Linked DNA regions of Homo sapiens: regions 1, 2, 3 and 5 are each linked to region 4. The links are chromatin loops, found by intact Hi-C in ENCODE. Cell type or tissue: GM12878. All regions are shown on one strand. Region 1 holds the start of LOC105374026 (a long non-coding RNA gene). Region 2 overlaps CBLB (Cbl proto-oncogene B). Region 3 has its middle 460 kb from the start of CBLB. Region 4 overlaps LOC105374027 (a long non-coding RNA gene). Region 5 has its middle 390 kb from the start of CBLB.

Evidence for each region. Peaks named below come from ENCODE experiments on the same cell type or tissue, not always from the same donor. Only the 100,000 strongest peaks of a DNase experiment are listed, where the experiment ranks them.
Region 1: it touches region 4 in a loop (2.1-fold over the local background); 3 of 110 quality-filtered maps call a loop at or near these places.
Region 2: a loop joins it to region 4, with 5 times the contacts of the local background. A loop is called at or near these places in 2 of 110 quality-filtered maps.
Region 3: it touches region 4 in a loop (2.3-fold over the local background); 6 of 110 quality-filtered maps call a loop at or near these places.
Region 5: it touches region 4 in a loop (5-fold over the local background); 2 of 110 quality-filtered maps call a loop at or near these places.

Annotation. Positions count from the first base shown.
Region 1 is chr3:106,065,999-106,070,998 of GRCh38, reverse strand. LOC105374026 (a long non-coding RNA gene) reads left to right here and starts at 816. Exons shown (of 3, transcript XR_924310.3): 1 at 816-1,026; 2 at 4,168-4,229. RefSeq lists a silencer at 2,283-2,577. In GM12878, no CTCF peak of the experiment used is centred here; DNase peaks (open chromatin) are centred at 2,029 and 3,078; H3K27ac peaks cover 350 bases.
Region 2 is chr3:105,833,981-105,838,980 of GRCh38, reverse strand. The region is part of intron 3 of CBLB (Cbl proto-oncogene B); the gene reads left to right. Among named protein-coding and RNA genes, the nearest start is that of CBLB, 33 kb to the left of the region's middle. In GM12878, a CTCF peak has its summit at 2,478; DNase peaks (open chromatin) are centred at 1,650 and 2,250; H3K4me3 peaks cover 1,460 bases; H3K27ac peaks cover 3,258 bases.
Region 3 is chr3:106,330,303-106,335,302 of GRCh38, reverse strand. No RefSeq gene overlaps it. Among named protein-coding and RNA genes, the nearest start is that of CBLB, 460 kb to the right of the region's middle. In GM12878, a CTCF peak has its summit at 2,294; DNase peaks (open chromatin) are centred at 874 and 2,272; H3K27ac peaks cover 1,240 bases.
Region 4 is chr3:106,181,744-106,186,743 of GRCh38, reverse strand. All of the region lies in intron 2 of LOC105374027 (a long non-coding RNA gene), which reads right to left. Among named protein-coding and RNA genes, the nearest start is that of CBLB, 320 kb to the right of the region's middle. RefSeq lists an enhancer at 2,289-2,338. In GM12878, no CTCF peak of the experiment used is centred here; DNase peaks (open chromatin) are centred at 1,371, 1,663, 2,057 and 2,523; H3K27ac peaks cover 3,690 bases.
Region 5 is chr3:106,253,894-106,258,893 of GRCh38, reverse strand. No RefSeq gene overlaps it. Among named protein-coding and RNA genes, the nearest start is that of CBLB, 390 kb to the right of the region's middle. RefSeq lists an enhancer at 1,835-2,194. In GM12878, no CTCF peak of the experiment used is centred here; DNase peaks (open chromatin) are centred at 1,453, 2,113, 2,433 and 2,843; H3K4me3 peaks cover 4,627 bases; H3K27ac peaks cover 4,410 bases.

The sequences.
Region 1 (5,000 bases), 120 kb after region 4:
CACCTCGGCCACCCAAAGTGCTGGACTTTTCTTTGACTTCTTGATGGTTGAAGTATAGGCTAACTCCCATGGTTTTCTCTACAATATTACAAAAACAGTAACTAATTGAAAAATGAAGAGAATATGACTGATATAAAAGCTACTTCTAGTAGTTTAGTGATATTCCTTTATTAAGAAAAGTGTGATGGAATAAAGGCCCAAGATTAAAATGAAACAGAGGGATTCCCTAGGAATTGTAACCCCAGAGGTTTGTGGATTTTCAGTGGTAAAGTTATTTTTCCCTGACTCTTTGTCATGCCTCCCTTTATAGTAATTCCATTTTGCTCTTAATAACAAACATTAGTTTTGACTATTATGCAATTTCTCTTTTATTTCTTTCAGAAAATGGAAGATTTCTCCTTAAAAGACAAGGAGAGAGAAATATGCCAAAAATGAGAATAGGGAGTAGAGGCTAAAACCAAAATTAGTATTCAGAAATTTCAAATGATGCTGAAATTCCCAGAGGGAAGTATTTATTTATATAAGTATATTCGGTTAATTATTTATAGAAATAAAACTCAGGAAAATTCCACTCTCACTGTTTTTATCTGCGTACACTGTCCCTAGAGGGCTTGTATGTGGGTTTCCATTCTCAGAATCAGAAAGTCCCTGTTTGTTCTTGTCCTTGTTATCATTTTATTTTAAAATAAAATTTGTGAGAGTAGTGATCACACTAATTTTTCTCTGTGTTTAGAAGGCCCGCTATTTTAAAGACTGATTATTCATATTTTTAAAAATCACATTTTTTTCATATATATATGAAAGACATAAATTTGGAATGCTTTAATAAAGTTCAAAAGTCAGGATATGTGCTCATTAGGCTGACATCATCAGCTGAAATGACGCCATTCACATCCAAGACTTAATGCACTTGCTGTCGATGTTTGATGTATGCCAGGCACAACCTTATTCTCCACAAAAAGCCAAGGAAAGACCCAAGTAATAACAAACTCAGAGAATGGGAAGCAAGAAAAGGAGAGCATGAAGGTAATCATTTATTTAAAACATATGAAACTTGGAATTTTCTTTTTGCAATAAAAGAGGAGCGAGGCGGTGTTAAAATGTAGCAGGTTTTTGATGGTAAAAGCATTCTAAAAATATCAAGTGTTTTATGACAATATTTCCCAGAAAATTATAGCATTCCCCAGGCAAGAAAGGCACTTCCTGCATGAGTAGTTTCCACTTTTGTACACTCCATTTCTTTTTTCTGTGATTTAAAAAATTTCCATCCGAAAAGTTATAATTTTATAATGGCCACTCAAGTGGAAAGTATTAAGAGGAATCATCTAATGCTAATAAAAATAAGAGTCAAGGGTACAGATCACTCCCACTCACTCTCATATTTTAATGCAATGGCCTTTAGGGATCACTCTGAAAATTTATCATGAAAGAGCATAATGGTAGCCATTACCTATTCAAAAGCAAATGTGAAAACATGGTGGTCTAAAATACTTTATTAAAAAGATTTAGGCTTGTAACAGAGACACACAGCCTTATTGTGCCCTTTGTATAACCAATAATCTCCAGTTCAATCCACTGAAGCAATATTTTACTTAAAAGATTAGGTTTGTATCAACACTCCCTTTATAATACCTTAATAATACCAATAATCCCTAGTTCCATCAATTGGCTTAAAGAATTTTCACTTTAGGAAAAATAAAAAAACAATTATTGTTTTTATTGTTATCAAATAGGAAGGCCATTGCCATCCTTATTACGTACATCTTTCTAGTCTGATGTAAATTGCATGCAAAACCCAAACATGAGCAAGATTGTGATTCAAAATCTTTAAGTGTGTTGAACAGGGTCCCACACTGACAGTGTTCATTTTCATATTTTCTGGAACAATTCAAAGATTACTCAATTCTAAGAGAAAATGATAGGGAAAGCAAGCCAGAATTCTGGGCCGAAAATTGCTTTCATTCTTCAAAACATGGCCTTCTATGTGTTGCAACTGAGTGCCTGGAGACGTCAAAAGGGAAAGAGAAAGATGCTTACCAAAGTATGAAACCACTTTGGAGAGAATGACATACAGATAGGCTGTGAAGGTGTTATCCTCATAACAGAGGACACCCTTGAAAGAATTATTTATAGCTGTATTGTTCAAAGCTTTGCCAATCTTAATGTCAGCTGTGGTTTTTTCTTCTGAAACTCTACCAAAACATAGTACTAATCTCTAAAACGATATGTAGTTAGATGGATTTGTGACTATACTCTAAAATGGTATGTTGAAGCACTTATAGTCTCTGCTCCAAATACAAAAGGATATGAGAACATCAGAAATATGATGGAAATTGCCATTGAAATGAGTTAAGGCCTACCCTCTGGTGACTTAGAGCTTTTGTGAACAAGAATATTTCAGTTGTAGAATTGGCACAGAAAGTAAGCAGTAATGGGTAACCTTTGGCAAGGAAAGGGAAACAATGATCTGGGGCCAGTGCCAAAAGAGAGAAGGACTGGGACTCAAATGAGAATAACTGAAAAGAAAATTCCTAGGCTTAGCACATGCATTAAAATTCTAGGAAATGCTAAGAGACTAAAAAAAGAAGTAAGGGTATCTCAAACCTCACTACACTGCATGAAAAAATGAACAAGCCATTGGTGAGTTTTTCCAAGAATTTTGAGTCTATATGTAGATGATGCTATTAATTTTTTATAATTTAGGTAGTATTTCCCCCACCACCTTTTTTGGTTTTTGTTTGTTTTTTAGAGACAGGGCTTTGCTCTGTCACCCAGGCTGGAGTGCAGTAGTTAGAACTAGAGGCATGCACCACCACACCCAGATAATTCTGTTTTATTATTCTTTGTAGAAATAGGGTGTATTAGTCCATTCTTACATTGCTATAAAAAATACTTGAGACTGAATAATTTATAAAGAAAAGAGGTTAAATTGGCTCATGGTTCTACAGGCTGTTCAGAAAGCATGGCAGCATCTGTTCAGCTTCTAGGGAGGCCTCAGAAAACTTACAATCATGACAGGAAGGTGAAAGGGGAACCAGTGCTTCACACCATAGCTGGAGCAGGTGAAAGAGAGGGCGAAAAGAGGTGCTACAGCCTTGTAAACAATCAGATCTTGTGAGAACTCTATTATGAGAACAACACTGGGAGGATGGCACTAAACCATTAGAAACTGCCCCCATGATGCAATCACCTTCCACTAGGCCCCACCTGCAACATTCAACATGCGATTTGGGTGGAGACAAATCCAAACCATATCACAGGGTCTCCCTACGTGGCCCCAGCTGCTCTTAACTCCTGGTATCAAATGATCTTATCTCCTTGGCCTTCCAAAGCACTGGGATTACAGGTGTGAGCCATGATGTCTAGCCAAATTTCCATTTAATTAATATTTTAGTTGTGACTAGTAGTAGTTATTCCCAAAGGTACTATGAATGGGGAGGTAGAGGAAATATGCTATCTAGCAATATTCCATAAAATTAATTATCTGGCTGAATTTAGGAAAAAGTGTAAAGATGGGTACATTATATATTGTATATATATTTAAATCCAAGGTTGATAGTTACTGCGATCAGTGCTTTCATATTCATCATCCTTATAGACCAAGTCACGAAGAATGTAAGTCATTTAACTGATATTACAAACATTCTAAGTGACCCCAATTAAAATCACACTATTATATTCAGATTCAAGCCCCAGATCCCTCATGCAATTTATCATGAATTATATAGTCCAAGGTGTGGGAAGGAATTTGCATACATCACTATGGAAAAGCTATTAATGATAGTTTGGTTAGGTTTAAAACCTATCTTGTTGGTCTCAAAAAAGATAAAATATGAATTCTCTTTATAATAAATCTGAATTCTAGAAAGAGGGTCCAAAACTATGACACACATACATGAAAACATTTAGAGTGGGATTTTAAATACATGATTTGTTAAGCTGGTACTCACCAGGAAGCAGTATGGATACTGTAAAGACATGACAGTCTGTTCAACAAGGCATCTGAGGAATTGTCCATGTAAGATAAGCTAGAACAATATATGAACTTACTGGATTTGTAGCCAGTTGAAAAAATCTTATGTAAAGAGGATTAAGACAACGTACAGGTTATTTTCTATTGGAACAGCAAGACTCACTATTTCTTCTTGTTTTATATTTCTATATAAGTACACAGATGATAACAAATAATCCAGAATTATCAAGTCAAGATCAAGGCCAAAACCAGCAAGGTAAAATTTAATAAATGTAATATTCTGCATTACTCTTCAAGTAAATCAGTTAAATAATTCACTTAGAAAAAGAAATAAGCATTTTAGTTACCTAAAACTCAGTATAAGCCAATATATGCAACTGGTTACCAAAAACATTCATAAACTCCTAATCTATACTAAAAGAGGAAAGAATGAACTTAGACCTGTGCACTCAATATTGGTCAGATCATATGTAGTGTATTTTGTTAATATATGTATTTTTTTATTTTTGTGAGTACATAGTAGGTATATACATTTATGGGTACATGAGATGTTTTGATACAGGTATGCAATGTGAAATAAGCACATCATGAAGAATGGTGTATCCATCCCCTCAAGCATTTATCCTTTATATTACAAACAATCCAATTATACTCTTATAGTTATTTTTAAACGTACAATTAAGTTATTATTGACTGTAGTCACTCTGTTGTGCCACCAAATAGTAAATATTATTCTTTCTTCCTATTTTTTTGTACCCATTAAACATCCACACCTCCCCACCTATACCCCTAGTACTCTTTTCATCCTCTGGTAACCATCCTTCTAGTCTCTATGTTAATCAGTTGTTTTGTTTTTTAGATCCCACAAGTAAGTAAAGACATGCAATGTTTGTCTTTCTGTGCCTGACTTCTTTCCCTTAACATAATAATCTCCAGCTCCATTCATGTTGCTGCAAATAGCTGGATCTCATTCTCTTTTAAGGATGAATATTTACTCTTTTAAGGATAAATATTTACTCTCTTAAAG
Region 2 (5,000 bases), 350 kb after region 4:
TTTACTAAGCTTCCTTTATACTACCAGAGGAATCCACTTCCAGTCTCGAGTCACTTAGAAGAGGGGGCCGGGCGTGATGGCTCATGCCTGTAATCCCAGCACTTTGAGAGGTCAGGAGATCAAGACCATCCTGGCCAACATGGTGAAACCCTGTCTCTACTAAAAATGCAAAAATTAGCTGGGTGTGGTGGCATGCGCCTGTAATCAGGAGGCTGAGGCAGGAGAATGGCTTGAACCTGGTAGGTGGAGATTGCAGTGAGCCGAGTTCACACTACTACACTCCAGCCTGGCGACAGAAAAAAAAAAAAAAAAAGAAGGATACATTTCTGTAAGGTTTTTAAAGTTTTGTTGGAAAAGATGGATTGCAATTCTCTTCTTATGTTTTTCTGAGATTAGCCTAATCACTATCCTTGGAATTTACCTTTGCTTGCCAGCCTTTTATCCTGCCCCTTTCTCCTCCCTTTCCTATTTCCAGTTTATGCAGATATTCTTTCTTATTACTGGCATAGCTAACATTCCCACTCTATCCCCATGCCCATCTTGGCTCTGATTTTCTGATCATTCTAGCTAAAATGTGTCTTTTCCTTCTGACCATAGCATTTATCAAGGCCTTTCATGTGGCAGTTAATGATATATTGTCAAATATTGTTATCTTTTTAAAATGGTGTTAGGAGCCTGGGTAACAGAGAGACCCCATCTCTACAAAAAAAAAAAAAAAAAAAAAAAAAAAATAGCCAGGTGTGTTGGCCCATGCCTGTGGTCCCAGCTACTCTGGAGGCTGAAATGGGTGAGATTGCTTGAGCCAAGGAGGTTGAGGCTACTGTGAGCTGAGGTCATGGCGCTGCACTCCAGCCTGGGTGACAGAGTGAGAACGTGTCTCAGAAAAAAAAAAAAAAAGAAAAAAAGGAAAAAAAAAGGTAATAGGCTATGTCTCTTCTGTGTCTCCCATGGTATCCAGAACAGTGCTTTATACTTGGCAAACACTCATAATAATATATGGTTATTTCTTTAGAATTACTATAGGATGATTTGAAAATCCTGATGTATTCCTAGATTACGAGCTGCTGGGGCCTGGAGGGAGGCAGAAGAGAGATGTTACAATGGAAAGTGTTGAAGTGTCTGAAGGCTTGTTTTTAGAATTTGTAGGTACACTCTGAATGTCAGCTTCTTCACATTTGGGAATGAGTACTGGCGATTTTAGAAGAAAAGAAAATGCTTATAAGGATAGTAATATCATTATTATTTATGTTTTAATTATAAATATATTTCAAAGCAACTCTTAACTGTATGTATTCTCAAAATAGCTTTACTGTAATAACATTCTTGGACAAAGTTCATGAAATTACTACAGTTTACAAGTACTTCTTTAATGGAGTGTCCTTGTAGCTACACTTAGTACCTGTAAGATAAATTCCTAAAAAATTCACATCATTCTGCCTACTCTCACAAACTACTCAAAGCAATGAGCATATTGCATAGCTTTCTTATTGACTTATTAGTTCTGTATCTGAGCTCCAATGAGTGTTTTCACTTCCTCTTATTCTTATATTAACATTTCTTCAAAGACTGTTTTTGTTTCTGTGATGTGTTGTACTTATGACCCTGAATACACAGGACTTTTCGGCAACTGGGGAATCCTCCAAAAATCTATGCTTTCGACATGAATAGTCCAGTTTCATTTGGTATGTATTATTGACAGAAGTGCTTCATCCTCTTTATAGCTTGCTGTGCAGCAGATGGTTGTTATATTATTCAGGACTCTTGAGGCAGTGCATTAATACGCGTGCACAATGTTTTTTAAGTCTTATTGTGGGAATTGTCTTGTGTCCTTGTTGACGGAATTCCTTAATACGGATGAAGATTTCCAAACTTGAAAACTAGTTTTTAAATTTTAGCTAAGGCTATTTTGTATTTATGTATTGCTTAACTGCTATCTCTTTTTCTTTCCTTTTAAAGTAAAGGTCGGAGGGTTGGATCTAATATTCTTGCTATAAATGATTTTTTTTTTTTTTTGGTCTTGTTTTGTTTTGATGTGAGCATATCAGCTTTGAGGGACATCTGAGATATTTTGAATATGTAGGCAGGGCTTTTAAAGAAAGGAATTGCTGTTTTCTTACATCCACCATGCAGACTTAGACTTGACAGGAAAACAGAGGCATGTGTGTTCTCACTGTGTATTATCGTTGCGCCCCCTCACATAGCTGTTAGGGTTTGTCAGCAGTTTGTTTTGACTCACTAGACCAAGGGTGGGGGTGGTTTTGTGTGTTTTTGTAAGTTAACTAGTGTGGGATGTCAGTAATCTCAGCTTTACCATTTTAGTTGGCCATGATCCCTTCATGTAAGAAACCGTCATATTTGCCCTATTTCTCAGGCCATACTGTGGTTCCGAAACTTGCCCGTAAATATTTGTGAAATAGTTTTTCTTTTCTTATAACTCTGGAGGTCAAAACCCAGCCCTAAGATAAACTCCTGTTTCATATTGCCTCTGCGGGGTGCTCATGGTATGTCCCCAGACTAATTTGGGAACCTCCTTGAATTACTTTTTAAAATTTATCTGGATAGTTCTTACACAATTAAATTTAATTTTTATTTATTATAGCAAGATTGAGGACACTCCCAAATCCACACTTCATTTCCTGGGAGATCATGTTAGACACAGATAACTATGCTAAATTATTTTGATCCAGGTAAGCGTGTTAGAAAGAGAGGATGGGGCTGCTGGACTTCATTGAGAGGATCTTTTGATTTCAGAAACCATTAGTGAAGGAAAGGTGTACTAGACAGAGCTGTCATAACCTTTTTACTATTTCTTAAGAGAAGTGGTACCTCTGAGAGTTGTGTAACATGGTGGTCTTCCCACATCTTTATCAAGAGATTAATTAAGGTTGTGAAGTAAAGCTTTAGAGGTGAGGCACAAAAGGCAAGCAGTGTTTACCTCTAATCACTCGAGGTAACCTTTATATTGGAAGATCAGTGTAGATGTATTGTGTACCAGATAACATTCCATTATGTAACTATTCTTTATTTACTTCCTCTACTGTATGTGTGGCATCATTCCAGCATCAAGTTTAATCCTTCTTTGTATGCATTTATTGTAAACTGTCATTTATGTGGGATTAAAATAACTGGAAAGCCTAAATAACTGGAATTCTTGTAGCATGTTTGGTACTTGACATTTAAAAGAGAGACAGATGGCAAGTAAACAAGGTGAGAGCAGGACTTTATTTGCTGTACTGCAATCTCAAACTGCTGTCAAGAATTTTAATTAGATGTTATTTTAGGAAGCTTTCAATTTACTGCAGGTCATTGAAGCTTAGAAAGAAGCAGAATGTACACCAAGTATTTTAATATGTTAGCAATCCACTGCAATTAGTTAATCTGGAGCTAGTAGGTTGTATTTTTAAGAGTGTAAACATTTTACTGGGTTTCAGTGTGACTTAGAGTAAAATAATTTTTCTGTTTAATTTTAAATCATACTATTTTAAATTTCTAAGTTGGGCTTCAGTATCAAGTTGGTTGAATTAAAGATTTAAATATTTCTCCTGATGTCTTCCCTTCTCCTTCCTACTAAACTGGTGTTCATTTTTCTTTATGGTGATCATTTCTAATTTCCCACAGCTTCCCTGGACATTTCCTTCACTGTGAGATAGTAGTTTTACACATCATTCAACATCCAGTTGTTCAGTTTTCACAAAAAGATTTCTGAGAAATCTGACTTCAAAGTTACTCTTTTCAAACTGAAGCTCGTTTTTAGAACTATTCATGATATAGGAAAATACATTCATAACTGAAAGCTTTTTTTGGGTTATTCTTTGTAACATTACATGCCGCTTTTCACCAATGAAAAGAATCCTCAAGAACCTGGAAAAAGCAATTCCTTTTTGCAGTTAAAATGAAGATAAAGAGCCTTGAAAAATGGCTGATGCTAATAGTTCATGGAGATTAATAAGTGATATGTGAAAGGCAGACTGTCCTGTAGTTGCAAAATGTTACATAGTTTGTACACCTTGTCAGCGTTGTGATAACATGAAGTCATAGTTTAATTGGTAAACAAGAAAAGCTTCCAATAAAGTGTCCCATGGATGATCTTTTCCTTTGAGACTGCAGCATTTCTGAAGAATATAGGGTATCTTGTGATACAGCAAGGTAAAAGCAGGGCACATCTTCCCTATGATAAATCTGTGCTCTTATTGTCGGAGTTTAACCTAGTCCTTCATATTTTGTTTCTGAATACTTGAGTTCATTTATGTATAGTGGGGAAGATTTTGTTTTTGATTTTGACTTCTGTCATGCTTGCTTGCTTACTTGATTTTCTTTTCTTTTTTGAGATGGAGTTTTGCTCTGTCGCTCAGGCTGGAGTGCAGTGGCGCAATCTTGTCTCACTGCAAGCTCCGCCTCCCTGGTTCATGCCATTCTCCTGCCTCAGCCTCCTGAGTAGCTGGGACTACAGGTGCCTGCCACCACGCCCGGCTAATTTTTTGTATTTTTAGTAGAGACGGGGTTTCACCGTGTTAGCCAGGATGGTCTCCATCTCCTGACCTCGTGATCCACCCGCCTCGGCCTCCCAAAGTGCTGGGATTACAGGCATGAGCTACCGTGTCCAGCCCTATTTCTTTATTTAAAAATGACAAATACATTTATGGTTGTACTACATGATGTTTCTGTATATGTATACATTGTGGAATGGCTAAATCAAGCTAATTAACATAGCCATTACTTCCCATACTTACTTTTTTTCTTTTTTAACTGGTGAGAACATTTAAAATATACCCTCTTAGCAATTTTCAATATACAGTACATTGTTAACCTCTTGAACTTATGTCTCCGGTCTAACTGAAATTTCGTATCCTTTGACCAATAGCTCTTCATCCACTGCCTCAACTGCCCACCCCCACCCCAGGAAATTGTGATTGATATATTTTTTAAGGTTGTTGAATTAATTGTCTTTTTTGCAGTTAAAAAATATATTAATAGTAAAATGGGCTAGGTAGAGATTTTTT
Region 3 (5,000 bases), 150 kb before region 4:
AATAATTATTTCCTCCCAGCACATTGGATGTATCTGAATATTTACAATCAACATTTTTAAAGAATGTGCCTTTCCATGTGACTATGCACAGGGTCCTCCCTGCAGATATTTAGGAGATAACATGTAATAGATATCCACAAACCCCATCTGACAGACGAGTTTCATTGTGAAAAGTCATCATACATCATCCTCTCAGATATGTTGTTTTCTAGTCTTTTTCATTTAAACATACTGTTTTTTTTTTAATCGAATTTAGAGACCTTTAGACTGGGGTGGCTCTGGCACTTCAAATTCTTTGGTGAACAAATCAAAGCCCAATGTAAACAGTAAATGGAAACTAGGGTAACTCTACCAATCAGAAATCACTAACTGTGGGAATAAGCAAGCAAAGAAGGAGAGAATGGAGATGCTGGAAAAAAATGGGGAGCAGAAGGTAAGGAAACCAATTTAGGAAGAGAGTAACTTTAGATAAAGGACTAAACACCACTTTCCATGGACAGAAATAAATCTCGAAGGGATGGAAAATAATGCAGGCAAGATAGTGAATTGTTGGCCAGGAAGCTGAGGGAGCAAGCGAATGAGGGTGTTCTTTTCTCTGAAAACAGAGGCTATCATTGACTGAAAGCGAGGTGGAGAATTAGATTTGAGACTTGTACCCTGTCATATTGGAAAACCAGATCCATTTTACATGAAGTTATACAATGTATTTGTGTTATAATATATTTTCAAATACAGCACCTGAAATAAGAACCCCAACCCCCAAAGAAAAGGAAAGAAAGAAAGAAAAGAAATTACTAACTAACTTCTAACTAGGAACTTTCCATTCTAACCAAAGTTGTTTTGTTTGTCGTGCTTCTGCAAACCCTTCAGAAAAGTTTCCCCTTTTGCCCCTCCTGGCAGAGTGCTAACCACTTGTGGTCTGAAGCTGCCTTGATTCATGAGTCACTGAATGCTTTAATAAATTCTTTAAAAGATAAATGTAATAAAGCTTTTCTTTTATCAATACCTTTCACCTGAGACCTTTCCTCAACCAGTTCCAAAATTCCCGAAGTAAACACATCCTGAGAACAGCTAGTATTTACCTTGAGCACAAATGATCTTACAGTCCAGGAATGCAGAATGGATTGACTAGCACAAATCAGATGATGGCATAAGTCATTTTCTTGATATACAGGTGGAGGTCTACTTAGTGACCAGAAGAATTAGTAAAACATGAGCAGTAGTTTCTATAATCCTTAGGGCACACTGCATCTGTCAATGAAATAATGTCTTTTAGAGCAGTTGCCTCATGACTACACTTCACATGTGGTACACTTGAGTCACAGGCCTTGTGGGAGGCGAAGAACAGGTGAGACAGGCAAGGGCTCAATGTCTAACATGCTGAGACAAATAGATTGAGACCTCAGAAGGGAGAAGATAGTTTCTTTCAAAACTCTTGAAATATTTAATATCCTGGAGTGAAATAAATCCTAATTTAGAATTCTGTTTTCTTTTAAAAATTTTTTATACGACCTGTGGCCTCTTTTGTATTTTTCTTTTTGTCATTGCTAGCTAATAGATATGACACTTCTATTTTAATTTTTTGATGTTTTCTTTAAACATGTCAGATAAGTAATAATCCTGCATCATTATCTCTTATTCTGAAATATAAGTAGCTTTCAAAGTTGTCAACTTATAGTGGGATTAAATGGAGGAAAAATAGAAGATTTTGATGCTAAAGAATATAGATTGGTGAAAGCAAACAATTAATCATCTAATAATTACTGAGCATGGTGGGACAATTATACTTTTTGCTGCCTCAAGGAGTTTATAATCCTTTGAGGAAGACAAGTCATAAATTAAAATTTAATAATCTGTAGCAAGGATCAGTAAACTTTTTTTTTTTTTTGGTAAAAGTATTTAGCTTTGCAGACCCAAAGGAAAAGTAGAAGACATTATATACCTAGTTACTTATAAAGAGAGAACACTCTTGCCTTGCCCTATCCCGTTTGCCTGGGATAGACTGTGAATGGCGGTGGGCCAGCTTGAACTGCTGCAGTCAGCTGGAGATATTCTTCAAACCAGGAGAAACTATCCTGAGGTGGAGGGGCCTGTTTGGGGGTGGAGTGGCAGCTACCTTGGTCAGATTTAGTCTCTGTCCCAGTCATACCCAGATCCTTGTATGCCTTCTTTTCCCAGAAAGCCCAGTCATTTCAACTTAGGCAGGTGGCTAGAGGCGTGGTGACTCATGGAGTTGATGATTTCCTGACCGAGATTCCACTACTTGGTGCCTGGCAGTTGCCAATTGCTGATTTCCCCCAATAGATGGTGACCTTGAATAGCAGTGAATCTCAGGTGCAGGGTAGAGAAGCAAGCATGGGAGCAGAGTTGGGGACAGAGAGATTCCTAGGCTTACTCTCTGTGGTTCATAGTGCTAGCTTGCTCAAGATGGGTGCCAGTAGGCCATAGTGATTTATAGAATCCTTGTCATGTACCAAGCACCCAGCTAGATATTCAAGTACAAGGATGAAACAATCACAGTTTTATTACATTTATCTCACAATAAAGGGTTTAAAGAATACTATAAAAATGTTGTGATAGATAACTTTTGCTAGTGTTAATTACCATAATAACTCGGAATTGTGATCAGAAAGAAATTCATTAAGAGGATATACATTGAGCCCAGTGTTAAATGATAAAATTGATGAAATAGTGAGAAGAGAAACTACCTCAGATAGAGGAAGTAAAATTGTTAAAGAATAATTTTTTCAAAAGTCAAATCATGACTTATAAAATATAAAATAGATATGCATCAAAGATCTTACATAACTAATTTTTATCTTTTTCATTATTTAGGAAATCCATAAGATGTAAAAAGCAATTTTTAAAAAGTAAAAAATAGTGCCTATATGAGCATGAAAGAATGCTGAAATAAATTTGCTATCACATACAAAAGTGGTGTCTTCAGCAGTCTAGAAATGAATTTCATCTCCACCACACAAAATTCATTTGCATTTCTCTTAACAGGAGCTATCTGCATCACCATCATCTCTCTACAAATTATCTCCACAATGTTGCAAAATAGTTAAATAAAATGAAAGGCACTTATTCTTACAGAATCCCGTAACCCCAGAAGTGTCCTTGAGATAATGCTCAACATTCCACTGTAAAGGTAACCAGTTATCATTTCTCAATTCCAAAATCCTTTATCAGACAATATGAACAAAAGTAAAAAGAAAATACAATGTATTTGGTTCAGAGATATCTAAGATGCTCAGTTCTTCGTCATCTAAATTTCTTAAAATTGCTACCTGTAATAGACTATTTTACACAGTAAACCTGAAAGTGTTAAAACTACATCCTGACATTATAATTTCTAGCATCTCAGTAGATATGTAAGGAAACTATTGAGGAATTCAAATTGGTGTAGAGTGGGAGCTTTTCAACATTCTGTAAACTCCATAATGCACAGTCACCCTCTCAACTCTATTGCATAGGGGTAGTCCTGCTCAATGCTTTAGCTCAAATAAATATGTGCAAAGTGAAGAAACAAAACAAAACAAAACAAAACAAAAACAAACCAACATTAACAGCTTGGCAACCAAGGAAATGTCTATCACAAAGCCCATTCACTTTACTCCAAAGAGATAAATAAGGGCCAACATGTAATAAATTAAGAAAGCCAGATTCCTTCGTTATATACCAGATCTTCCCTATGTTAACATTAGACTATGTCAGCATTAGACTAAAAACAAAAAAATGCACTAACAGCAAGAAAGCAAAGGAGTAGATAGAAAAAAAAAAAAAAAAAGAACTGCCAATTCGAACCCTTAAAAGTAATGGGACCAATTTGATGTAATAGTTCTAGTGTTATTAGGGCTGTCTAGGGTTACTTGAGTAATAACGTAGCACCCTGTTAAAACATAGCACAAAAAAATGGTATTCATGGCAGTGGTTTTGCATCATGAGTAAAGACTCAAACCATGTCCAGAACATTTTCATTTGTGAAGACAATTAAATACATTATATATATTTGGAATAATTCTGCTAAAATTTATTTATTATGGTTTTAAAATCTGAGTGCTCAGACACAGTGTCAGATTATTTTAAAAGGTAGAAAGTTGAAGTTTTTTATAATTAGGAGGAATAGAAGTATGGGTAGAGGCAGTGATTATAGGGCAGAATAGAATGATAGTAATTAGATAAAATACTGGTCAACTAAGAAAACCTTTGCAAGTTCTAAAATACTCTACTAAGAAGTAAGATGAATGGTAAATTTCTAGTGTTCAAATTATTAAGAATAGTTCCAAGGAAGAGAGAAATCTAATCCACTGCAAAATTGTAACATTCAACTTTCACATTGGATGATAATAACAGCTAAAATTTATTGTGTTGCATGGTGCAATATATGTCATTGTATTAAATGATCCTTACTATATATGATTAGTACTTCATTTAATACTCAAAATAATCATATGTGAAAGGCATTATTATTATCTCCATTTCACAGATGAGAAAAAAGAAGCTTACAAAGAGATTAAGATTACCAACTACTCCATGGCAGAGGCAATTTGAACTTAGATTGTGTGAGTCTAATACATGGTCTTTTAAGCATTCTGCTGTTTTATTTTCCATTTAATTTCCAAAATAGCTATTTGGAATAATACTTTAGTCAGGGTTCTCCAGAGAAACAGAACCAGCAGGAGGTAGGTAGGTAGGTAGGTAGATAGATAGATACATAGTTACATAGATAGATAGACAGACAATTATAGGAATTGGTTCAAGCAATTATGGAGGCCAAGAAGTTCCACAATCTGCTGTCTGCAACCTGAGAACTAGAAAAGCCAGTGGTATAACTCAGTTCAAATAGTAGGGCCTGAGAACAGTGGGGACCAGGGCATGAGGCCTAATAGTGTAAACCCAGATAGAGAATGAAGGCCTGAGAACCAGGAACAGCAAAGACCAAAGAAAAGATAAAAGTGCCAGCTCAGATTGAACAAATTATTCTTTCCTCCAGCTTC
Region 4 (5,000 bases):
GTTTGCGAACCTATTTTCTAAAGGTTGGATCCACTCAACAGATATCTTTTATTTGGACTTCAAAATGTGCTTCAGAATGCACGAAAACAATAACTACAAAAACATATATTAATTTCTTTCTTTCCTGAACTCAAATAGCAACTTGCAACAGCATGCTTTCTAGAGTTGGAATATTCATGTGTTACATTGTGTGTAGGGGGTTGGAGGGTGTGTGTATGGGTCTGTGTCTGTAGAATTGGACCTCATCTCTGCTCTTCAACAAAATTTAGGTTTAGAAAAGGGAGTAATTTCATAAACTTATTTTGTTTCTCATGAATGATACTATTTTGAAATTAACAAAAATGATGCTCAGTGAACACCAAACCAATAAATGTTTAAATGAAATGGAGAATTTGAGTCTTAACATTAAATCTTAAGCAAAATACACATTTTAAGGATTACGAATACTTTACTTCAAAATGAAAGTTGTCATCATCAGCTCCCTATACACTCAAGAATTCTCAGTGAAGTGAACAGAATTAGAACTACAAGTGAAAAAAATTAGAACTGCAGTAAGAAGTTCCTGTTAGAGACATGACTCAATCTCTCAACTCCTATGTGGCCGTGGAAAAATTGGTTTATCTGGCTGATAAGCCAGGTACCTTTTTCTAAGTACCTTGAAGTGGCTGACCTCTAAGATTCCTTGAAGTTATGACAATCTATAACTGGTATGGTGGGCAGTCTCACCAGCAAGTGACTTTTGTGGTCCCAAATGTTATTATTTAAAGGGGTACAAGTCAGATACTCTTTCTGCAAATTATCAGCCTTACTGACTATTGACGTTTTGTTATGGGTTAAATAGGCATCATACCTAGTTTCCCCGTATTCTCAACTCTCAACAGAGATAGCTACTATTGCTATTCCTATTTCTTTTCAGACAAAGAATTCAAAAGAGATTGAAGTCATTTACCCATGGTTATAAAACCCAGAAGTGTCAAAACTGAAATTTAAACACTGTTTTATTTCAAACTTAAATTGCTGATGCCCAAGCTATATAGTTTCATGGTTTAGTGGTCCCCTCCTGAAAAATGTTTTCATTTTCTAAATTTGAAGAAATCTCCTTTGAAAGGCAAAACCCTTAAGCTTGCTTTGCCCGACACTTTATCCCCTTGACAAGAATCAGGGATGGCAGGAAGACAAAGGGAGGGTCAGAAGGAAGAAGTGGCTCTGGCAGAAGTAGATGGGAAGCCAGCAGGGATGAACTTCACCTTGATCATTATGTTGCCTAAGACAGGTCTGACTTCCAGTTATAATTAAACATGAACATCTTTACCAAGCATTCATTTACTTCATGTGTTTTAGAGAAGAACATTCCACCCTAATGCGACAGAAAGGTTAGAGTTAAACTAGAAAATGAGATTGGAAATCCCATCCAAGCATGTAGCATGCAGTAATCCCCCTATATGGAGGATAGGTTCTGAGAGCCTAAACCCATGGTTAGTACTAAACCCTACATATACTATGTGTTTTCCTACCCATATATACCTATGATAAAGTTTCTTTTATAAATTAGACACAGAGATGAATAACAATAGCTAATCATAAAATGGAACAATTAATATACTGCAGTAAGGGTGATGTGAATGTGGTTTCTCTCACTCTTTCTGAAAATATCTTTTTGTAATATACTCACCTACTTTTAAACCCGCAACTAACCATGGGTAACTGAAACTACAGAAAGAGAAACCACAGATTATAGAATACCACTGTACTCTCTCTGCCCAAGTCCTATCCTCAAAAATGTCTTGATTACTACAAAATGGCTTTTTCTTTTTTTTTTTTAACTTTTTAAGTGAAAACTGAACTATTAAGTTTATATATTTGATGATCTCCTATTTTCTAACTTCTTTCAAAATAAATCAAAGAATATATATGTGAATGTATCTATATCTTTAAATTACTTAGAAAGAAAAATTTTCCCACCACATTTATCTCAGCTAACTCATGAAACTGAACTCATTGTTTCAGTTCCCAGTGAAGTGATATTAACAAGTGTTTTTAGTTGGGGGAGTAAAGAAGGAGGTGCGTATAGATCTAGGGGAGGTGGGAGATGGGAGGGAGGCTAGACCCAGTGAGATGGATAAGATTAGCAGCCTAATGAAGCATCTTGCCATTGAAGCCCATGTACCATAAAAATGCACATACGAATTTATTTTTATAAAAATATAGCTGTCAGCTTACATATTATAATGCAGTTGGCAAAAAATAAGTTAATAAAAAAGTTCTCTTCTAAAATTTGTTAGATTGCCACAAAAAGGAAGCTTTCTACAACGTTTTTTTTTTTTCTTAGAACCCTTGGGTTAATGAAACCTAGTCTGTTACAGTTACTGTTTTTCTTCTCTCTACTCAGCATGGATTACTTGATGTCTCATCTATGGCAGAGTCTGCCAAGACAATTGAGCAAGTCTAGTGTAGAGAACTTTAATGTAGTTGGAACATATCCAGCATCAAACAAGAGTCTGTGTCAAGATCTAAGACTAGCCAGATTTTCTTTCTCAGGTGTCATTTTCTTTCTCAGGTGTCATTTCCTTCTCTCTGGAGTCATTGGGTGTCTGATTCCTTGAGTCCTCAGGCTATCAGGAACTTTCAGAAGAGATGTGTTTTCTCTGGTTAGATAACATGCCTTGGTGCTAATCCTCAAATCTCCTTGAATTCAAGTGTGTCCTGAGGCAAGAATTTTCACTGCTTGCCTGTTTCTGCATCTGAAATTTATGGGTTTTCTCATTCTGAGCCAGTTCACAAGTTGGCTGATGATTGGTGAGATCAATTATCTTTGTGAGAAAGGAGCTCTACAAATGTTAAATTGTACTAAATCATTGAGTAACGTAAAGCTGCTATGTCAAGTTACAGAAAGCAATCAAAGCTGCCTAATGCATCTGTTGCCTATTTTTAGAGCCTGAATCAACTCATGGAGCCAGTTAGGTAACTCACATAATAATAACTGAGTACTTATTATTTTTTAGTCATTATGCTAAAATGTTTCATATGAATTAATTTATCCACCTCATACCAACCTGTGAGGTAGGTAATGCTATTATCTTCCACTAGCAAATGAGGTAATTAGCCCAAGGACACCGATTGATAAATGGTGCACTAGAAATTGAAGCTGAGACTTCAGGTTCCAAAACAATTCCATTGTACTGCTTACAATGTAGTCATGCCCTTTGACCTCCAATAATAATAGAATTTCATGCCAAGACTATTTAGATGTTTAGAGCTAACTCTGAAGTAAAAATGCCTGCATGGCACTGCCAATTGCTAGGTGCCGACCCTTGGGCAAAGTGATATTAACCTCACCTGTAAAATGGGGTCAATAACCGTCCCTGCCCATAGGGTTGTTTTGAAGTAATCCATGTAGAGCATGTACACTAGTGCTCAGTACGTAGTGAGCATTCAAACATTTTAGGTACTATTAGCACTTACATAATGACACTATCATTTCTAATCACATTCAGCTGGAAGGCATGCATATGAATAAACATCAATTCACAGGTCCTGTCTGACCTATTGATTCTCACTTGCTGATATAATCAAAATAAAACAGTAATAAGGCAGTGCAGCCTCTTACACAGACAGCAGCCTGGCTTCGTTCTAAGATTTAAACATCAGTTTAAATCAGCTATTTCAATCCAAGCCATTTTGAATGAGGTAATGGTTTGTGTGCGTTTTAGGAGAAATTACAAAGTAAAGTGAAGTAATGCCTTCATTATGCATATTAAGGGTTTGGATTCTGCATGGTCAGTGGGTAGGAAGATTCTGGACTTATTTCAAACCGCCCTTGTAATTGTATCTGTCTGCCTTTTGTATAAGCAGGTAAGAACTGCTGAAACCTCTAACTAGCCAAAGAATAGACAGAAAGAAACCATGTATATTCACATTTGTTTCCAAATAGCCTATGGAAGCCACAGGGAGTTATGCAACCTTAGAGAGAGAATATTGGAATTTTTTTTGTATTGATGTATTTAATGATAACTCCCTTAAATTCAACCCCCCTAGATTAACTTTGAGTTTGAGTTCAAGCTCTGCTACTTAATTAGATTTGTGACCTTAAATATGCCTTTAAGTTTCCTTTTCCGCATTGGGAAAGTATAAATGATACTACTACCTACTCATTCGTAGTTGTAGCATTTAAGAGAATCTATGCAATTAGTATAGTGACTAACATACTATGTTATCAATAAGTTTTAGCAATTATGATGTTATGAGTATTCTTATTGTATATTCTGCTAGTAATTGAATATGACTGTAATTTAAGCTTGTCTGTCGATTCTGCATAGTATTAAAAAGCTTAGAAAAGAGCATAAACTATGTTTTATAAAAGTTAAGCAATTAAAAATGGCAAGAATATATACCTTTTACTTGCAAACTCTTATATGTCCTTAAATTCCATGTAATGAAAGCCAACTTTTTGTGTGTTTTTTAATCATACAAAATCATCAAACCATCAAGTAATATTTGTAAAGTATCTGCATAAGCATGGTATCACGCTGGGTGCTGCAATACAATAATTAATAATGATATCATGCAAAAACAGTATTTTTCAAGGTTTTAAATATGGTTGTAAACTAATTAATTTTCATTGCAAATATTTTTATAAGAATAAGAAACTCATTCTTGTAAAGCATGGTTTGAATGAACTGGATTCAGATTGCGAGGCAGAAGGGAACTCAATTCTTCTGATACTCAAACCCAAATCCTATCCAGCTTTTAGTCAGTGTGTGGGAACATCAGTAATTTATGTGCCTTCTATTTAAGTTGAGGAGCTAAGATGTTAAGTAAGAGAACTCACATGGAAGAGGCCTTAAATTCAGTTTATCTTAAAGTTTCTCATAAACGTGCTTTTCATCTATGAAGCCTATTCCTGGCATCATAGAAGATTGCAGTTGCTCTCTTTCCCTTAGCAACAATGAAGAAAATATGCTGCGGAAATGTGAAACATATAACGTACAAATATAATAGTA
Region 5 (5,000 bases), 72 kb before region 4:
CCTCTCCAGCACCTGTTGTTTCCTGACTTTTTAATGATCGCCATTCTAACGAAAACTGGATTCTTATTGCACTAATGCAAACAACTATATTGCCATAAGAATACTCATCGTTTCCAAATTCTAGAGGAACCAGGCAGAGAGAAACAAACATGCTCCAAATCTTGATTACAGGAGTGTATACCTTACTTAATTATTAAAGGCTGTAAATAGTTCAAAAGTTTCATTGACTCTGAAAAAGAAGGATCAGCAATATTCCAAGCAAAAGTCAAAAAGGTTGCTTCAGCTTCCTGAGTTCAGTCTATTTAATTAACTGTTGTTTTTCTTGATATTCGTAAACATTTCAGCTCTTCACAAGTCCTGCTCATTTTCCTTTATTAAAATGTTACAGTATCCAAAGTTATCGGAAGTCTGTATTTGAGAGCACCTGTTAAAATCTTATAGCCAATTATAAACCATCTTTTGAAAAGGATTAAAACAAGACAATAATTATCTGTGAATAGCAAAATGTCCAGGGTAGTCACAGTCAAAAACACAATTGACAACAAAGTTTGGTTATCTCCGTGGTTTACGATAACTTAACAACCTTAATTATGATTGATAGCATACACTTATACATTAAAATTTTAGAAATCCCATACAATTTTGGGACATATGTTAGCATTATTCACAAAAATATAACCTAAAGAAGATTGAGCATAATTTTGGCAATCCCATGTACCTAAACTTGTGAAATAATCCTGCTTACCTCTCTTTTCCGGACACTTCAGTGGCTCTCCGAAGTATTTGAAAAGCCAGGTGCCAGGGAAGACAATTTTGAAACTGAAGTTTGATTTGGGGAATGCTGTTAAATGTTCAAGATTTAAAACACTTGATATTACGAAATAGAAATCCAGATTACCATAAATTATTTATTTTGCCAAAATGATGACTCAGAAATTTTAAAGAAGCAAAAGCCTTTGATAACCCTTTACAAATTTTGCCAAAGAGAAGATTAGTACCTTAGAAAAACCTTGTTATGCTTTTATTTTGAAGCTCAATTTATATTGAGAAAAAACATGTAATACTTTTTTTAATTTAGTCAATATGCTCACACTGAGAACCTCTTCTGCAAGATTAATTTCCAAAATTTTTCCACCACTTCTTTGAAACTTCAGCTTTTTCCTAATTTAACTCAATATAATCCTTTAACCCTAGGCCAAAGTTTACATTTCCATGTCTTCTTATAACCTTTTACAAAACACATACACACACACACACACACACACACACACACACACGATTTTACTGTTCTTATACACCTTGCATGTAAATCTGTTTTCAGTAGTCTCAATTACATGTTATAATGGTAACTCCTAGCAATTGTTAACTTTAAGGTAAAACTTGGTACATTAGCTTTAATTATGTGCTAACTACAGTCAAGGTTTGCCTTCTTAGTTAAGGGCATGGTTAGTTCCATATATCCCCAGGCCTTACCAATTGTGAAGCAGGCAAGACAGACAGTTCTCAAAACCCAAAAAGCAGTTCGTAACCTCAAAACACTTAGCAAACCTTGCATCCGGCCTGCATTTTACCAATAGTCCTTGGGGCTGTTTTTATTTCTCAAAGATTACAGTCACAGAACTGGAAGGTACCATAGCTTTTATTTCTTAAAATTATTAGATCCAGGCACTTGTCTTTCTTTACGCCAAAGTAATTAGAGCTCTTCTTTTTTTTTTTTTTTTGAGACAGTCTTTCTCTGTTGCTGAGGCTGAAGTGCAGTGGCGTGATCTCAGCTCACTGCAACCTCTGCCTCCCGGGTTCAAGCAATTCTCCTGCCTCAGCCTCCAGAGTAGATGGGATTACAGGTGCACGCCACCATGCCCAGCTAATTTTTTGTATTTTTAGTAGAGACGGGGTTTCACCATGCTGGCCAGGGAGCTCTTTTTACAGACATCATACGTAGAGCACACACAGACAAGCAGAAGAAAAGTCAGTCGCTGGATGGGGCCCTTTAAGAGATAGGGCCACATGCAGATATCAAACCAGAAAGAACCATTCCCTAAGGCAGGGTTGCTAAACAAAACCAAAAAAACTTTAAAGGTTAATTTGTTGATGGGGTAGAGTAGGGGAAAGAAAAGAAACAGTTTAAAAATATCTGGGGAAGAACCTCTTATTCTTAGGCAAGTGGTTCCTCCGCTGGGGAGAAAAGTTTAATTACTGTCCCGTGGAGTTGAAACCGTTTGGCTGGGGAAGGGGAAAGCTGCTGCAGCATGGCTGGGAACCAGCCTGCTGGCTGTGTGGGACCCTTGGGCACCGCGTCCCAGCCCCAGCATGGAGGTGGGAGGGGCTGAGAGCTGTTGCTCCTTGGTTCTTCCTGAGAAAGGAAGGAAAAGGCCATGAAAAGGCCCCCAACCCCCAGGAGTGGAGAGGGATGGGGGTTCAAACCCCAGAAGCGACAAGGAGTGGGGGTGCAGTTTCTTGTAAGTTCAGACGTCTGAGGTTGAAAAGGCTTAGAAATCACAGTGAGAGGTTTTGAGTTCCCATTTCACTCACCACTTCTGGAGCCCCTCATTTGCGGCAAAAACGTTGCATAACTTTTCCTTAGTTCAGGTAAAAATGTGGGGGCTCTTGTCTGTCCAACAGCCATGAAAATTTAGGCTCACAGACAGTTTAAAGGGTGAGTAAAGCAGGGTTTTATTGGGTGAAAAGGGCCGGGGGGCGGGTGGGGAAAGGACACGGATCCTCCACACGGCCAGAGTACCCTGCTAGAGCACTTCCCACCTGGCTATTTGAATCTCAGGTTCCGCACAGGAAGAGGAGGGGCTGGGCTCCTCCGCATTGCAAAGGGTGCAAACTTTCTGAGGTTCCAGTCCAGTGGGCAGGCTGGTTAGAGTTCCTCTAGGGGCCCCCTCCCACCTGGCTGTCTCACTTACAACTTCCCTGTTCTGTATGATGTTGTCTATGAGTTTGTCATACATGACTTGTATTATTTTGAGGTATGTTCTTCTGATGCCTAGTTTCTTGAGGGTCTTTATTATGACAGGATGTTGAATTTTACTGGAAGCTTTTTCTGTGTCTATTGAAATGATCATATGGTTTTAGTTTTTAATCCTGTTTATGTGGTGAATAACATTCATTGATTTTTATATGTTGAACCAACCTTTCATCCCAGGATTAAAGGCTACTTGATTGTGCTGAATTAACTTTGTGATGTGCTGCTTGATTTGGTTTACAAGTATTTTGTAGAGGATTTTTGCATCTATGTTCATCAAGAATATTTGCTTGTAGGTTTCTTTTGTTGTTATTGTGTCTTTGCCACCTTTTGGTATCAGTATGATGCTGACTTTGTAGAATGATAGGGAGGAATACCTCCTCCTCGATTTTTTGAAATAGTTTCAGTAGAGCTGGTACCAACTCTTTGTATATCTTGTAGAATTTGGAGGAAATCCATCTGGTCCAAGGTTTTTTCTTTTCCTTTTTCTTTCCTTCTTTCTTTCTTTTTTTTTTTTTTTTTAGTTGGTATGTTTTTTAAATTACTGATTCAATTTTGGAACTCAATACTGGTCTGTTTAAATTTCTTCCTAATTCAAACTTGAGAAGTTGTGTGTTTTCAGGAATTTATCAATTTCCTCTAGATTGTCTAGCTTCTCTGCATAGAGATGTTTATAATAGTATCTGAGTATCCTTTATATTTCTGTAGGATCAGTTGTAATGTGACCTGTGCCTTTTCTGATTGTGCTTATTTGGATTTTCTCTCTTTCTTTGTTAATATAATTAACATTCTATCAATCTTGTCTATCCTTCCAAACAACTAACTTTTTGGTTTCATTGATTCTTCGTATGAATTTTTGGTCTAAATTCCATTTAGTTCTGCTCTCATTTTGGTTATTTATTTTCTTCTGCTAAGTTTGGTTTTTATTAGTTCTTGTTTTTACTAGTTCTACGTGTGATGTTAGATTGTTATTTTGAGATCTTTTTAATTTGTTGATGTAGACATTTAGCAATATAAAATTTCCTCTTAACACTGCTTTTGCTGCATCCCAGAGATTTTAGTATGTTATATCTCTGTTTTTATTTATTTCAAAGACTGTTTTGATTTCAGCCTTAATTTCATTTTTTACCTGAAAGCCATTTAGGATCAAGTTACTTAATTTCTGTCATTGTGTGATTTTCAGAGATCTTCTTGGTAATGATTTCTATTTTTATTCACCTTTGGTCTCAGAGTATGGTTGATGTAATTTTGAATTTTTAAAAACTTAACTGAGACTTGTTTTATGGTCAAGCATGTGGTTGATCTTTGAGTTTGTTTCATGTGCAGATGAGAATAATATATATTCTGTGTTTGATGAGTGGAGGTGTTTGTTAGGTCCAACTGGTTAAGTGTCAAATTTAACTCCAAAATTTGTTTGTTAATTTTCTGCCTTGAGGACCTGTCTAATGCTGTCAGTGGTGTGTTGAAGTCCCCCATTATTATTGGGTAGCTTTCCACATCTTTTCATATGTATAGAAATACTTGTTACATGACTGTGGTGCCCCAAAGTTGGGTGCATATATATTTAAGGTAGTTAAGTCTTTCTGTTGAATTGAACCCTTTATCATTATATAATGACCTATTTTGTCCTTTTTTACTGTTACTGGTTTAAAGTATATTTTATCTGATATAAGAATAGTAATCCCTGCTCATTTTTGTTTATCGTTTGAGTGATAAATTTTTCTCTAACCCTTTTCTTTGAGCCTGTGGATGTTGTTACATGTGATATGGATCTCTTGAAGATAGGAGATGTATGGGTCTTGTGTTTTTATCCAACTTGCCACTTGGTGCCTTTTAAGTGGGGTGTTTAGGCTGTTTTCATTAAAGGCTAATATTGATACATGAGGTTTTATTTCTATCATGAAGTTGTTACCTGATTGCTTTGTAATTTAGTTTCTATTGTGTAGTTGCTTCATAGCTATGTATTTAAGTGTGTTTGGAGGGTAGCTGGTATTGTTCTTTATTTCCATGTTTAGAACTCCCTTAAGAA